Regions from separate parts of the Mus musculus genome. Here region 2 is linked to region 1. The links are chromatin loops, found by intact Hi-C in ENCODE. Cell type or tissue: heart. All regions are shown on one strand. Links, peaks and the distances in the headings refer to the core of each region. The heading gives the core; the rest is flanking DNA. Region 1 holds the start of Bcl2 (B cell leukemia/lymphoma 2). Region 2 has its middle 70 kb from the start of Zcchc2.

Region 1 (8,407 bases), core at 292-8,291:
TTAGGAAGTAATATTTTTACAATATATACTTAGGAATCTGAACATTCATTTCAAGTATGCTCTGTCTGTATGAGTAAAAGAAGCCTAAGAAATATAGAATATAATAAAGCTTTTTGAACAGTTACATTTCATATGCAAATAGATTTTCTGACCCTTATTCCTGCTTATTTTGTGAGCTGTGTCTACATTTTGATAACAAGAAGTAGGTGAGAGAACACCTTGGTTTCTTGTAAGCAGAAATGTTTGCTCATCCTGAGGAGATGTTTCTTAAAACACATTTTTCACCATAGGTCTTCCTTTGCTGCTTGTCTGCACTCTTAGGGGAAATGCTCGGACATCTCACTACAACATAGACGGCTACTTGTAAGGTTTTCATAGAGCTCATTTCTTAGGTTGACAATTTCTCATTTCCTGTTTGCTGAGAGTTTTTTATTAATAGGTCTCTGTTAAATTTTATTGTATGTTTTCTGCAGCTCTATGTTGATTATATGATTTTGTTTATACCTTTAAATTGCTTTTATTCATTGTACTCAATGGTGAGTTTTATAAAGACATTTCATTAAGTAGATCATTTTGGAAGCATCTTGAATTGCAAGCCAAACTTTTCTTTAAATTTGAAAATTTTATATTCAAATGGCATATGATATCGCTTCTCTGATTTGTATGTTTGGGTGTTTAAAAGAAAAGTTATTTCTTTTCACTCTACTAATGAGCTTATTAACCCCCATTTTTCCTCATTTTACATATATTGCTTGAGTTTCTGTGATGAGCCTCCTAGGCGGGCTTGGGGTGGGGGTAAACTTCTCCCTCCTGATGACTGCAAGCCTTGCACTTCCTCTCCACTCTCCACCCCTTTGTTGTCTTTGCTGGAGCCCCGTATGTATTCCCTCCACTCGCAGCCCCCTGCATCCACCCACGTCTTTGGCTGGAGACCTTTGAGTTTTATAACACAAATATGTGAATGCCAAGTGTTTTTGTAGGCAAGGAGTGTATTAAAGATGTCTGTTCCCTCAGGTGGTCTGCAATCTAGCAGAGAACAGCCAGAAAGTGTACTGTGATTGACAGGAGGTGTGATTAAGCTATGTGAACAAATTCAGAACAGATAGGTTCAAGGCACTGTTGAGCACTTTGTGTGTTTTAACTCAGTGGAAGTATACATGCACAGGATGGGTATCGGTCATTACACCTCTGCTTAGAAATGAGGGAGCAGGCACCGAGAGGCAGAGATGTTCACTAACCAGCTCAAGGTCACAGCTGTCAGTTCCATGGGGCCAGATTCCACCTGAGGCTTCTGTTTCGGTTTTTGTTTCATTTGTTTGTTTTTGTTTGTTTGCTTGTTTGTTTGTTTGTTTGTTTGTTTTTCACTTCTTAGCCTCCAAAACTAACTACATCTAAGCTGTCTGGGTGGAGTATGGAGGTTTCCTGGAGAAGTCAGGGCTGGTTTCACACAAGTGTTTGAGCTGAAGCTTAAGGAACTGATCGGAATTTCCAAGGGAGAAAGTTAGGTGTGTTTAGAGAGAGGAACAGATGTGGGGGCAAAAGATGCTAAGAAGACATTTCGGACACAGCTCAGTGTTGAGCTCTTGCCTGGCATGTGACAAGTTTGATCCCCTTTACTGCCAAAGGAAAATTAAGGACAAAGAAAAACAAGAAAGCCATCAAATGTTTGCACAGCTCTGGGAAGGGCAAGTGGGAGGGAAGGGAGGCAGGCTTGGGCAGCTCGAGTCATAAGGATGAGACGCCAGCTTTTGAACTCTATTGAGCAGAGAAGAAATAGCAAGATTTGAGTTTGAGAAGGGTGTGGTATCCCTTGGAATTCAATTTTAATGTTGCCTAGGCTGTAGGGATATTGCAGCAAACAATCTTCATGTGTTTGAGAGGCACCCCATTAAAGACATACGGCTGGTAGGGATGTCACCTCAAAAGATGCTGAAGTTCTTGGACTTTGGAATAGGGTTGGTATTGGTGTCCTCATTAGCCTTAAACAGAACGGCCAATGACCTTAAAAGAATAGGAGAAAAGGAAGCTACACAGGAAGAATGAATATCTGAATAGGAGCCGAGGTAGGGAGGAGTGACAGCAGAAATGGGAGTGGGGGAACATCAGTGGCATCAGTCTGCCACCAGCTAACTGAGAAGAGACAAAGAAAGACTTCAGCCTTGAACATCCCTTGCTGCCTATGAACTTCCCCCTTCCATAGCACAGGAGTACTCTGACCTGTTCTAATTCACATACTTTGTGGTGTCTGGACACAAGCATGCTAATGTTGCTGTTTAACTATTTTGATTTGTAGTTAGTATCAGGAGACGCTGTGAGGTCTGCTAAATAGCAGATGAGTGTAGTCACGGAGAGGAATGTAAATTCTTCTCTGCCCCCTTGCTATGGGTGATGGCTTCCCACGTGTTTGTTCAATGGCTTCAGTTGCTATCCAGAAATGAGCAGGCTTTGAAAACTGTCAGACAAGTTCCTCTCCTTGTCCTACTTCACCTTAAACGCCATTCATTTGAAAGGCAGGAAAAAGTCAGTTCTCTCTGTTTTCTTTTGTAAACCAAAAGTGAGCACCGTTTCTGCGTTGACACTCCGGCACTGGGCATTGAACCCAAAGCCTCACACAGGCCGGGCCACTCTCACCCCAGGCCCTTGCTTGTGCACTGTTAACTTTGCACTTCAGTGTGGCTGATTTTTCATTCATGCCTAGTGGTAGAGGTTGTGGCTTCTTACTCTAATGGGTTTTGTGAGGCTTAGGATCCACCATAAACTAGTCAGGTGAGTTTCTAGGTTAGGTTAAGACTTACTTGTTTTTGATCTGGTGGAAGTGTTGCCCAGTTATGACAAGTATGGCTGGATAGCACAGAAAGACGAAAATAATGTGACCGGTCTTGGGAAGAAAGGTCTGAGCCTGAATGTCCTAAGAGCACTGCCAGTAGGGCTTTTGCAGTGTTCGTCCACCAATGCCTACACGCAGCTCTGTACAGGAGCCCATGGTGCCCACATAGTAGGCTCACATAGTAGGGCCTACATAGTAGGGCTCATGCAGTGTTTGTCCACCAATGCCTACACGCAGCTCTGTACAGGAGCCCATGGTGCCCACATAGTAGGCTCACATAGTAGGGCCTACATAGTAGGGCTTATGCAGTGTTCGTCCACCAGTGCCTACACACAGCTCTGTACAGGAGCCCATGGTGCCCACATAGGACCTGAGAAATCAAAAGCCAGTGCTTTGGCTTACACCTAGGCCTGTGAAATGTTCATTTTGTAAATAGTTCGTTTTATTCAGGTTACATGGAGTAACAGTCTCGGCGCCCCTCCCCCTCTTCATATTGTTTACAGATTTATTTCTGCTCCATCTGCTTACAGCTTTTAACCTGAAATAACCCAGAGTTTCTTTTAAAATGTGTCTTTCTATCATTTTTTTCCCTCAGTGAAGGGTCTTTTCCCTCATTTCAGTTAAAAATTCCAGAGATGGAAGGATTTGATATCCATACTTAACACGAACCAGTTCTATGTTCATTTTAGAATATTCTTCATTTTCATAAACTTGGGAAACTTTCACATTGATTTTCAAGAGAACTTCCCGAATAATGCTGCAAAGCACCAACCAGCAGGTGGCGGACCTCACAAGGAAAGCTTTCTGTTCAGCAGAGGATGAAGGGCCTTTCAGACCCTTGTTATGTCGGCTTTCTCTGTGGCTGGCCCTTTTCCCTTCTGGCTGGATGCTACCCACCAGAGGCACCAAAGGCTGGCCCCTGGACTCGGTAGAGGTAGAAGCCACCTTGGGAAGTGAAAGGCCACCGTACATTGGTCCAGAAGTTATTTGTCCCCAAGCCAAGTTGGTCAGGGCCAAGATGCCACAGAAGGGTCTGGGAAGACCCTTAAGGAAAAATGAGGGAGCATTTCTGTGTCTGGAAGTAGGGAATGCTTCCATCCTGGCTGTTCCTATTGCAGAAGGACACCGTGACTCCTGCCCACCCCATTCCTGCCCTCTTGTTTCTCCAGCCCAGTGCAGGGCATTAAACATGCAAAGTCTTTGGATTCCTCTGAAGTAATGTGGGAGGTTAAGACATGGTCCTAGGAGGATCCCTGAGCGGTCTTTTTACCATCAGTGCTAGTTCCATTTCTGTGAACACATACCTCAGTGCCTCCCCCCAGTGCAGGCCACCTCTCCAGCACTCTCAGTGCCATCAGAGAGCTGTGAAGGAGAGGTTCCCTTCATCCCTTTAGTAACAGACTCCTAGGAAGGCACCCATTCTCACAGGACAGAGAGTGGTCTCATGGCTAACAGGGTGAGAAGAAGTAAAAAAGCAAAAAAAAAAGTACTGTGTGTGTGTGTGTGTGTGTGTGTGTGTGTGTGTGCGCGCGCGCGCGCGTGCATGTGTGCATATATATTAATAGATGCTTTTTGTAGCTCAGTTGTACAATACTTGCCTAGTGTGCATAAAGCCCTAATTTCAATCCCGGACACCACACAAATGGGTCATTATGCATGCCTATGATCCTGGCACTCTGGAAATAGAGGCTGGAAAATCATTACATTTATCCTTTGTTACACAGCAAATTGAAGGCCACCCTGGGCTACATGAGACCCTGCCTCAAATAAATAAAGGTGGAAGGGGAGAATGGCTCCACGGTGCTGTCCAATGACAATCCATGCCATGGCATGTACTCCACCAACCCACACCATGTACACACAAAATACACCCTTTTAAACTTGGAATGAGGTAAAGATAGTGACTGAATGTGCTGTTCCCACAGTAATCCAGCAAGCCTGTGGGACTTGTCCACCCTGCACATGTGCTCTGTTCTTAAGCCCGATGTGGCAACCTGCTAGCCTGTGAACGAACAGCTTACTTATTTACTTATTAATTTAATGTATGTGAGTACACTGTCACTGTCTTCAGACACACCAGAAGAGGGCATCAGATCCCATTACAGATGGCTGTGAGCCACTATGTGGTTGCTGACACTTGAACTCAGGACCTTCGGAAGAACAGTCGGTGTTCTTAACCGCTGAGCCATCTCACCAACCACGAGTTTTCATTAGTATTTTAATTTGTAATTAATATCCTGGAGACTGTTGGGAGTTGCCACTCTTCACCCAAGGGTAGCATATTGGTACTACTCACTACTTAGGAGTCAATATATGTCTCAGTAATCTCTCTGGCTGCTGAGAGCTGATAACATAGTTATCACATAGCACAGTTTTTCTTGGTGTTTTATGTATCTATCTCTCAGCTTGATTGTTTCTGTCTGGGTTCATACAAGTGACAGTGGCACTGTGTGTCTGTGGGTACATAGACACATTATCTGTATGGCTGCATCTTCTGAAGCCGTCTCAGGTTGCATGCTGGTCAGAGCTGAGGATATCCAAAACCGTACCTATGCCGTGTTAGGGTCATGGCCTTGAAAGGTGGCAGGTATCACTCCCTGAGGTCCAGCCCCAGCCCAGTGCTGGGAGCGTTAGGAGCAGAGGAAAAACTGTCCCTGAAACTCAAACTTCTGCTGTTCTCTTCTCCTCTCTTCACTGGCCCACTGCGAGTTAGGTCTGGCCTTGGTCACCAAGTTGGGTATGCCTGGATAGAGGCTAAAAGCGCCTGGGTGCTCATGTGGTATCTGCTTGGACACCTCCAAAGTAACTCCGCATACCACTTTGACTATTCTTTAACAAGCCAAGAGCATCAGCGACTGCCATCAGTCTGCCACTGTCTGACTAAGAAGAGATGAGGAAAGACCAGCCTCTGAGGCACATCCCTTGCTGGTTGTGGACATCACATCATGCTCTTCAGAGCAGAGGAGTACTCAGACCTGTTCTAAGTTACACAGCTTGTGGTGTCTGGACAAAAGGGCCTAGAAACAAGCATGCTAACGTTGTTATTCTAAGTATTTTCATTTGTAATTAATATCCTGGAGACTGTGTTGGGAGTTGCCTCTCTTCACCCAAGGGTAGCATATTGGTACTACTCACTACTTAGGAGTCAATATATGTCTCGGTAATCTCTCTGGCTGCTGAGAGCTGATAACATAGTGTTTGGGGGTTCACATGGTTAGCTGAGGGTCTGTTTGATTTTATACACTATATGTGGTTGTATACACTACACTGTTTAAAGGGTCCACATGATTGTAGATACACTGCACTACACACACACACACACACAGAGCGACTGTGTACACACTTTATGTGTGGTTAGAAAGGGTCCATTGGATTGTGCACATTCCATGCACGCGGTTAGAAAGGGTCCATGTGACCTGCACATGCTACATAGAAAAAGTCCATGCGGTCGTGCACACTGTACACGTTGAAAAAGATCCATGCAATTGTGCCCATCCTGTTAGAAAAGATCCAGGTGCCTCGCCACAGCCTGGCCCTGGCTATAGGCACGTCCAGCCAGCAGCCAGCCCCGCAGGCCCGAGGAGGCCCCTCACACGCCCACTGAGCCACTGCCGCCCGGGAGGCCCGCGCCACCCACGGTCCGGGGCCCAGCGTAGCCCGCGGGTGGCCGCCACCCAGGCCAGCGGCCGCGGCCGGGCGCGCGCTCCCCGGGGCGGCCGCGGCGCCTTTAACCCGGGCGGCTGGCGGGCGGCGGGAGGAGGCGGCGGGCGGGCGCTCAGAGGAGGGCTTTCTTTCTTCTTTTTTTTGAATGAACGGTGACGTACGTACAGGAAACCAGGCGCTCCGGCGGAGAATGAAGTAAGAGGCCGGGCCCCCCGCCCCGCGCCCGCCCCCTTCCTCCCCGGCCCGTCCTCCCGCCCCGCGTCCGGGTCCCCGCCGAGCCGCCGCCGCCAACACCGAGGTGCCCAGGCCCTCCCCAGCCGCAGCCGTCACCGTGGAACGGGCTGCGCGGCGCAAGCACGAGGAGGCGGCCGCCAGCGCCGCCCGCAGCGGAGGAGGAGAAAGGGTGCGCAGCCCGGAGGCGGGGTGCGCCGGTGGGGTGCAGCGGAAGAGGGGACCAGGGGGGGACTTCGTAGCAGTCATCCTTTTTAGGAAAAAGAGGGGGGGCAAACCCTCCCCCACCACCTCCTTCTCCCGCAGCGCACCACACACAGTGCGCGGGCTGCTCCTTGGGCACCCGCGGCCCCAGCGCGTCCGTGCCTGCATTTAGCAAGCTGCTTTTTTTCCCGTTTCGGAAAGCGCGTTGGCCCTTCGGAGTTTAATCAGAAGAGGATTCCGGTCCCGGTCCCCCAGCTCCTCCATCGTCCCCTTGGCGTGTCTCTCTGCCCTGGAGGTCTGAAGCGGTCCGGTGGATACGGATCCATGCCTGCGCTCCAGCGTGTGTGTGCAAGTGTAAATTGCCGAGAAGAAGGGAGAATCACAGGACTTCTGCAAATGCTGGACTGAAAAATTGTAATTCATCTGCCGCCGCCGCCGCTGCCTTTTTGCCCCGCTGCGGTGCTCTTGAGATCTCTGGTTGGGATTCCTACGGATTGACATTCTCAGTGAAGCCGGAGTGTGAGGACCCAATCTGGAAACCCTCCTGATTTTTCCTCCACCTAGCCCCCAGACCCCAACTCCCGATTCATTGCAAGTTGTAAAGAAGCTTATACAAGGAGACTTCTGAAGATCGATGGTGTGGTTGCCTTATGTATTTGTTTGGGTTTTACCAAAAAAGGGTAAACTTGACAGAAGATCATGCCGTCCTTAGAAAATACAGTAAGTTCTTTGCACAGGAATTTTGTTTAATATAACTTTCCATGGACGCGTTTGAAATATTTTTTTACTTCAAGTGCATTCAAGCAAATTTCATTTCCAGACAGTTTAATGCATTTTTAAACGTGTAACTTGTAGCGGATATACCTTTCTTACCCTAAATATATAAAGGAAAACACACCTGATTTTAACTTCCTAGGTCGTCCCGCCTCTTCACCTTTCAGCATTGCGGAGGAAGTAGACTGATATTAACAAAGCTTAATAAATAATGTACCTCATGAAATAAAAAGCAGAAAGGAATTTGAATAAAAATTTCCTGCATCTCATGCCAACGGGGAAACACCAGAATCAAGTGTTCGGTGTAACTAAAGACACCCCTTCATCCAAGAATGCAAAGCACATCCAATAAAAGAGCTGGATTATAACTATTCTTTTTTTTTTTTTTTTCTTTCGGGGCCGTGGGGCGGGAGTCGGGACTTGAAGTGCCATTGGTACCTGCAGCTTCTTTTCGGGGAAGGATGGCGCAAGCCGGGAGAACAGGGTATGATAACCGGGAGATCGTGATGAAGTACATACATTATAAGCTGTCACAGAGGGGCTACGAGTGGGATGCTGGAGATGCGGACGCGGCGCCCCTGGGGGCTGCCCCCACCCCTGGCATCTTCTCCTTCCAGCCTGAGAGCAACCCAATGCCCGCTGTGCACCGGGACATGGCTGCCAGGACGTCTCCTCTCAGGCCCCTCGTTGCCACCGCTGGGCCTGCGC
Region 2 (8,407 bases), core at 180-8,179, 660 kb after region 1:
CAGAGGTTGCAGGGACAATTGATCCTTCAATTAATGATGAACCTGAACAGGTCTGGAAAGCCAGTTTGTTCTCCTTGTGAGCTGACATGTGCCACAACTTGACAGACAGTGGAAGCTCCAGAAATCACACTGAGGTCACACGAGGACTTTCAAATTCTACCGTTGCCTACAGGCAGGAAGTGTAATAATGGTGGCGGTGCATATGGGAGTCTAGGGTGGGGTTTAGAACTAGTTGGTGACAAGCCAATGACAGAAATAGCATTATTCCTGCCATCATTGGAATGTCCAGGGTAAATGGAGGAGGAGTCTTTCCTGCTCAGGCAGAGATCTGGTTCTTGCTTTACAGTTGTAGAGAATCAGATAACAACTACTTAGTGTCTGATTGTAGAATGGAGAAAAATATAGAAGGGATCTTACCATGTGGGCAGAAAGATTTTATAAAAGATTTTGAGCAAGTGGTGTGCACAGTGTTACTTTCTACTGTGTCTGGACAAGAACTAAAGGGACCTTTGAACAAAGCCTCCCAGCCTCGTGTTTCCACCTCAGGTGGGAGCATATTTAAAAGTGTGTGCTAGGGGACATGCCCACAGAGTGTCTCAGGTCCATGTGTTTGCTGAGCGAGCAAGCTGTCTCCACATTTAGCCTCAGCACCTCATCCATGAAACATCCTCCTGACAGCTGATTAGAACAGTTGGCTGGAACAGTAGTGACCTGCTCCAGACAGCAGACAAGATGGTCCCCGGGATGTGCTGAATTGTAATATTAGCCCCACCTACCCCATGTTGAAAGTGTAATCCATACATTCTGTAAGACTTATCTAAAAATAGGAAACATTCCCTTACGGATTCCAAAGGCACTCTGCTCCAGGTGACCCTTCATCTGGGACCTCCAGCTTCCAAAACTAGGGGACTTGACTCTCTTGTTTTCAGCCACTGAGCCTGTAGCAATTTGTTCTGGCAGTCCTGAGCGATTTGTTCAGTCACCCAGAGAAAGGGAGCTGATTCCAGAAGCTGAGTTAGAATTGTTAGGAGTTAAATTGTATCCCTCCAAGTTTCTATGTAGAAGTGATAACCCCCAGGACCTCAAATGTAGACATATTTGGAAATAGCTATTACAGATGAAATATGAATGCAATCCTAATTTTTTTTAAAGGAATATAGCCAAGCACAGTGAAAGGAGCAGGCAAGTCTGTGGTGTGCCTGTCTGGATGCAGCAGGGCTCTCAGCTGGGCAGAGAAAGAGGTCCTTCTTGATTGCTCTGGAAAAGTGGCTGCCAAGCAGGCTGCTGAGTCCTTGGCACAACCTGACAGTGTGCAGAGCCCTCAGCATGACCTGACAGTGTGCTGTTCCTGAAGGGGTCCTTAAAACGCACCCCCAACCCCTTTTTTTTTTTTTTTTTTTTTTTTTTTTTGAGACAGGGTTTCTCTGTATAGCCCTGGCTGTCCTGGAACTCACTCTGTAGATCAGGTTGGCCTTGAACTCTGCCTCCCAAGTGCCGGGATTAAAGGCGTGTGCCACCAATGCCCGGCCTGCACCTCCCTTCTGAAGTAAGTTAATATACCCACTCTGAGCCCACTCTGAGCCGAAGATGCCGTTCAGTTGATATCATGCTTGCCCGGCACACACAAAGCCCTGAGATCAATGCAGTTAAGTAAATACTGCACAGACTAGAAGTGTGGCCTGCACTATGGCAAGAAGGGCAAGAGGGGTAAAGTCATCCTTGACTACAGTGTTAGCGGGACCAGCCTGGGATGTAGGAGACCGCCAAAAGATGCTGATTTTGAAAGGGGTGTAACTAGAGTAAATAATTCTGACTAAATTGGTATAGAAAATTATGATATTCTATGTGAGAACAGGCAGTCTAATATTCCAGCCACTGCCCAGGAATTGGCCTTCTGTTGTGCTTATAACAGAAGAGTCATGGGTTCGTAGCATATTGGTCCAGGACACACTGCTGACTGCACAAGGAGTGATTGGTCACTCCCTAGTCTTCTTACTACCAGAAAGATTAGGAAAGTGTCTACTGTGGCTTCTATATAGGGACCTTCTAAGTTTCAGAGCTGAAAGGGGGAGGCCGAAGGGAAAGGAAGAAGGGCAACAGAGAAGAACAGAGCTGGAACCGAAGCCTGGACCTCAGTGGCATTAAATTAAAACACAGTGGCAGGCTCCTGTGAGCAGAGAAAGGGCATTTCTGCTGGGCCACAGTCAAGGCTCTGCTTCCCCCAAGGGATGTTTGCTACCAGACTTTGCAGAGATCCCTGCAACCTTCTAGAACTGCTCACGATCCCTGTGGGCAACCCCTCTGTGCAGCAAGCCCAGGACCAGAGTGCTTTAGAGGACGGTCATAGAGTTTACAGCAGATGCTAGTCTGGAAGGGAGGCCTCCAGGGGCCTCAGGTCTCTGTTTTTTTTAAGTTGTTTGAAAGGGTAGGTATTAGGGTGACATGAAGAGATCTGAGTTTCCCAGGAGTTCAGGTTGTGCGGTCTGGGGTTTTGACACAGAGCAGAGGTTCTAAATGATAACTATTCTTGTTAGTTGCTCCAGAATCTACAGAGGAGGCTGAAAACCTTGAGAATGAGAAAGAACAAGAGGAAAGTAAGATGGAGTCACTGATGACAACTGCCTGTTGCCATAGTGACAGATAATTGTCCTTGGAGCTCTGGTTCACTTAGACTACTTCCTTTCTTCTCTGTTAACAGGCCTAAGCAAGCACTTGTATTTGGGGATGTTGGTTCCCATGGAGAGTAGAAAAGAGCTAAGGCATCCCTGCTAGGGCCGTTCTATATGAGTTGGGGCAGGGCAGAAACACCAGATCCATCTTGGATCAATCTTAGGACTTATGTTAGATGTCTACAGAAGAGAGCCTGTGGAGCTGCCCAGACAGGGCTCATTAGTAGGCAAGATGACCTATTTATGTGCAGGAAGCAATATGCACTTTGAGGAGCCCTAAGGAGGAACTGGTCAGCACACAGTCAGGCCATATCCTGGCTTCCAATTTGGTGCTCTTTCTATCCCCCCACCCTCCCCCAGTGGGAATTGACTGATGTGATTGGTCTTCTGTTGTTACCCTAGAGGAGTCTGTGGCCCTTAGGCAGTGATGAGAGTTCGCAGGTGTTGACACCAAAGGCCTAAAAGATACAAACCTTTTTATGAGGTAGGAAATCCTAGATAACACAGTTTTCTGTGATTACCCCTGGGGTAGACCATAGGCCTGCTGAGCTGTGGAGTCCTGATGGTCATAAAGGACAGAAGAAGAAAAAAAGAACAATGTATTTTGGTTGTCATGGCAATATTTGATCAGCTGTTACAAGAACAAGTCAAGTGGGATGAACCCATCTGTAAGCAGAAATAGAAAGAAAAGGCGGGAGGAAAGTCACAGCTGTGGCTTTAGCAAGCGTGGGAAAGTCCCCTGCTTCTGTATTTAAGATGCTAAGAAAGAAGATTGAAATGAGTTTTGATCGGACCCAGGCTTGTCAGTGGCAGGGACACTTACCCACCCCATGCAAGGCCCTGACCTCCACCCTAACTCTGAATATAAAAAGAAGGAAGGTTGGATATAAAAATAATGTTGAATGGCAAGGACTCAGAAGTTCAGGAAGGCATCTTAAGTGGGCACTGATGTTAAGCCTTGGCAGCAAGATCAGATGAGGAAAAGGGTTTCTGGACTGGCTTAGCTGGTAGAGTTCTTGCTTAGCATGCTTGGAACCCGAGATTAGACCCTCAGCACTACAACTACCTGGCATAGGCCTGTAACCACAGCACCAATTAGTAGGATCAGGAGTTTACTCAACCACAGAGGGGTTTGAGGCCAGTGTGGTATACAGGATCTTTCAAAATAAACAACCTAGCTGGGCATTGTGGTGCACATCTTTAGTTCTAGCACTTGGAAGGCAGAGGCAAGTATGCTGGCATCAGGACCTCCCAAATCTATGACATTACATAGGCAACAGCACGACCTGAGACCTGCAGACCAGTCTCAAGAGCAATAGGCACCATATTCCCAACATCCACTTGGCTCATCTCCCACCTTTACCTGTGTTATATCATTCTCCATATAAATAAGGAGATCACCCCTCCCTCTCTCTCTCTCTCTCTCTCTCTCTCTTCCCCTCTTCTCTTTCTGCCACTACCTTGTCTCTCCCTTCCAATAAAACCTCTTCCACGTGGAACTGTCTTGGCCTAGTGTGCTGTTGAGACTCGACCCACCATTCTAACACATCAAGGCAGATCTCTGACTTCAAGACCAGACTGGTCTACAGAGCAAGCTCCAGGACACCCAGGGCTACACAGAGAAACCCTGTCTCTAAAACCAAACAAAATCAACCAACAATCAAAAACCAAGAGAGAGAGAGAGAGAGAGACAAAGACAGAGAGAGACAGAGACAGATAGACAGAGACAGAGACAGAGACAGAGAGACAGAGAAAAGCAAAGAAACAACCATTCTCCAGCAGCTATTTCCTATAGCCCAAGGTATCACTACAGAGAGAGCAGACTTTTCAAGAGAAAAGGTAAAGCAGTATAGAATCTACATGTAGAAAAGATTGTTTTTTTAATTCATATTTATGTGTTTGAGAGTGTGTCTGAGTGCCTGTGGATGCCAGAAGAGGTCATCTGACCCTTGGAGCTGGAATTACTGGAGATTGTGAGCCACCTACTGTAGGCTCTGGGAATCAAACTTGGATCCTCTAGAACAGCAAGCACTCTGAACTACTGAGCCATCTTTCCGCCTTCTAGGATTCCTGACCAGAAACAAACACATAAGAAACTTATTAGATTTCTGCAACAATTATTGTTAGAGAAATCAGGAAGTTAACCTCATCTTTCTCAAATTTTTGATTGAGGCAGACTTAGCATGAAGCTTTGGATACACTATCCAGGAAAGAAGTTCACAAACCTAGAATGTGCTAAGGAGAAACCCATCCCCAGGGAAGACTTGCAGACTTCCAAGGGCTCACAGAAAACAGATGCGGGGGCCTGAGGCAGACAGGTCACAGAGGGCTGTGGCTTTGCGACTGTACTGGCAGGATGAGATTGTTCTAGAGACAACTGTGTCATGGTCCCTTAACTGAAACATTGGAATCCAAGGAGCTTGAATTTCACCAAGTCCACTATGGGGGATTGGGGGAAAGAAGGGAAAGGCAGATGCCTGTTACCAACCGGAAGAGGAACTTACCCCCCCCCCCCCCAACACACACCCCAGGAAGAGATTCTGCAGTGTTTTGATAATGTATTAGACTACCTTGTAGGGCAGACTAGCCCAGAGATGGTGAGCCAATGACAGACAGGGCTGCCTAGCCCAGCACTGCTTAGCATTTGGCTGTATTTAAAAGAAAGCTCCACTCTCTCTGTTACCCTAGGTTCAGGATCCTCTTTAGTGCTAAGTCAGAACACCAGCTGCAGCTTCTTCTCTGCCCTGTCCATGTCTCCTGTGGATCCCAGAGACTACAACCCTCTCCCCCACTTCCCCCACCTTCCCTCCTGTCTCATTGCTGTGTCCCAGCCCCCAACTCAGGAGAACACCCCCTGCTCAACCACAGGCCATGCCTGCCAGAAGACCAGGTAGGCTGCCCTTGTCCATGCCTCCTGTGGATCCCTCAGGATCAATGAGACAGAGGTGGGTTTTTGAGAAAATCAACAAGCTAGACAAACCCTTATCCAAACTAACCAGAAGACAGAGAGAGAATATCCAAATTAGTAAAATCAGAAATGAAAAGGGCAACATAACAACAGATACTGAGGAAACTGAGAGACTCATGAGGACATATCTTTAAAACCTGTACTCCATAAAATTGGAAAATCTAAAAGAAATGGATAATTTTTCTCACTAGGTACCACTTACCAAAGTTAAATCAAGATCACATAAACAAATTAAACAGACCTGTAACCCCTAGTGAAATAGAAGTAGTCACTAAAAGTTTCCCAACCAAAAAATGCCCAAGGTTAAATACTTTTACTGCAGAATTTGGCCAGACATTCAAAGAAGAGTTAACACCAATACTCTTCAGAGTATTCCACGAAATAGAAACAGAAGGTGAGAGGAATGTGACAGTCTGACTTCATGACAGGATTCAAATTGGCAGTTAGGGAGACTAGGCCTAAGTCCAGGCATGCCCAGGCAAGTCAATTACTAATAGAAAAAAAAACCCCGGGCTCCAGCCTTCACACCTCAACAATGGCTCTAGAATGCCTGGAGATAGAGTAAGATAAAGCCCATCTACCCTGGAATTCCAAAGTGCTTTAAAACAGGCGTGCTAGCTCCCTTTGGTTGTCTCTCTGTTTTGTCATGAGGAACGCCAGTATGCTGGACTTCTGCAGAATGAAACGCTCCTGGCCTTTGCATACTATTTGAGTTTCAGGTATCATTCTTTGGTGAACAATGGACCCTTACAAGGGAACACTGCCAACCTCATTCTATGAGCCCACAGTCACCTTGACACCCAAACCACACAGAGACTGAACAAAGAAAGAGAATTTCAGACCAATTTTCCTTTTCAACATAGATGTAAACTACTCAATAAAATACTCATAAAACCAAATCCAAGAGCACATCAAAAAGAACATCTACCACGAACAGGTAGGCTTCATTCCAGAGATGCAGGGATGACACAGTACAAAAATCAGTAAATGTAACCCATCATTAAATAAGCTGAAGAGAAAAAAAAAAAAAAAAACATGATCATCTCATTAGATGCTGAAAAAGCATTTGACAAAATCTAACACCCTTTCAGGATAGAAGTACTGGAGAGATTAGGAATACAAGGCACATACCTAAAAACACAATAAAGGCAATTTACAGCAAGCCTATAGCCAACATGAAATTAAGTGGAGAGAAACTCAAAGCAGTTCCACTAAAATCAGGAACAAGACAAGGCTGTCTGCTTTCTCCCCATTTATTCAGTATAATTCTTGAAGTTTTAGCTAGAGAAAGACAACTGAAGGAGATCAAGTAAAATACAAACTGGAAAGGAAGAAGTAAAAACCACTATTCATTGATGATATGATAGTATACATAAGCGACCCCCAAAATTCCACTAGGGATCTCCTATAGCTGATGAACACTATCAGCAAAGTGGCTGGATACAAGATTAACTAAAAAAACAAAAACAAAAAACAAAAAACAAAAAACAAAAAACAAAAACAAAAACAAAAACAAACAACAAACAAAACAAAACAAAACAAAACAGAACAAAACAGAACAAAACAGCCCTCCTGTACACAGGTGATAAATGGGCTGGGGAAAAAAACAGGGAAACAACCACCTTTTAAAGGAGCCTCAAATAATATTAAATACCTTGGAGTAACTCTGACCAAGCAAGTGAAAGATTTGTATGATTAAAAACTTCAAGAGTTTGAAGAAAAAAAATTGAAGATGGAAAGATCTCCCATGATCATAGGATTAACACACTGAAAATGACCACCCTACCAAAAGTAATCTACAGATTCAATGTAATTCCCACCAAAATTCCAACACAGTTCTCTACAGACCTTGAAGGACAATTTTCAACTTAATATGTAAAAAAAAAAAAAAAAAAAAAAACCAGGATAGTCAAAATAATCCTGAACAATAAAAGAACCTCTGGAGGTGTCACTATCCCTGACTTCAAGCTGTATTACAGAGCTATAGTGATAAAAACTATATGACACTGGCATAAAAACAGACACATTGATCAGTGGAATCAAAGCAAAGACCCAGACATAAATCCATATACTGATGGACATCTTTTGATAAAGAAGCCAGAAACAGAGGCAAAAGAAAGCATTTTCAACAAACAGTGCTAGACTGGATGCCTGCATGTACAAGAATGCAGATAGATCTATATGTATCGCCCTGCACAAAGCTCAAGTTCAAGTGGATCAAAGACCTCAACATAAAACCAAATACACTGAATCTGATCGAAGAGAAAGCAGGGAACATCAGCTAACATATGGGCACAGGTTCCTGAATGGAACACCAGTAGCTCAGGCAGTAAGATGGACAATTAGTAAATGGGACTTCATGAACCTTAAAGGAAGGCTTCTGCAAGGCAATCAACACTGTCAAAAGGACCAAATGGAAGCCACAGAATGGGAATTTTTTTTTAACCAATTCCACATCTGACAGATTTCTATCCAAAATATATAAGGAAATCAAGAAATCAGATATTGAAACACCAAATAATCCAATTGAAAATGGGGTACAGATCTAAACAGAATTTTCAATAGAGGAATCACAAATGGCTGAGAAGCACTTAAAGTAATTTTCAACATCCTTAGCCATCAGGGAAATGTAAATCAAAATTACTTTGAGATTCCATCTTAGAACTGTTGGAATGGCTAAGATCATTAACACAAGACAGCTCGTGCTAACAAGGATGTGGAGCAAGGGGGACACTCCTCCACTGATAGTGGGAGTGCAAATTTATACAGC

The links. Peaks named below come from ENCODE experiments on the same cell type or tissue, not always from the same donor. Only the 100,000 strongest peaks of a DNase experiment are listed, where the experiment ranks them.
Region 2: a loop joins it to region 1, with 2.5 times the contacts of the local background. A loop is called at or near these places in 10 of 42 quality-filtered maps.

Annotation. Positions count from the first base shown.
Region 1 is chr1:106,712,634-106,721,040 of GRCm38, reverse strand. It overlaps Bcl2 (B cell leukemia/lymphoma 2), which reads left to right and starts at 6,751. Exons shown (of 2, transcript NM_009741.5): 1 at 6,751-8,407. The coding sequence starts at 8,161. Kdsr (3-ketodihydrosphingosine reductase) reads left to right here. Exons shown (of 10, transcript NM_027534.2): 10 at 1-631. In heart, for the core only: CTCF peaks have their summits at 3,605 (motif pointing right) and 6,888; DNase peaks (open chromatin) are centred at 3,680 and 6,780; H3K4me3 peaks cover 2,414 bases; H3K27ac peaks cover 1,785 bases.
Region 2 is chr1:106,056,297-106,064,703 of GRCm38, reverse strand. No RefSeq gene overlaps it. Among named protein-coding and RNA genes, the nearest start is that of Zcchc2, 70 kb to the right of the region's middle. In heart, for the core only: a CTCF peak has its summit at 4,668; no DNase peak of the experiment used is centred there; H3K27ac peaks cover 314 bases.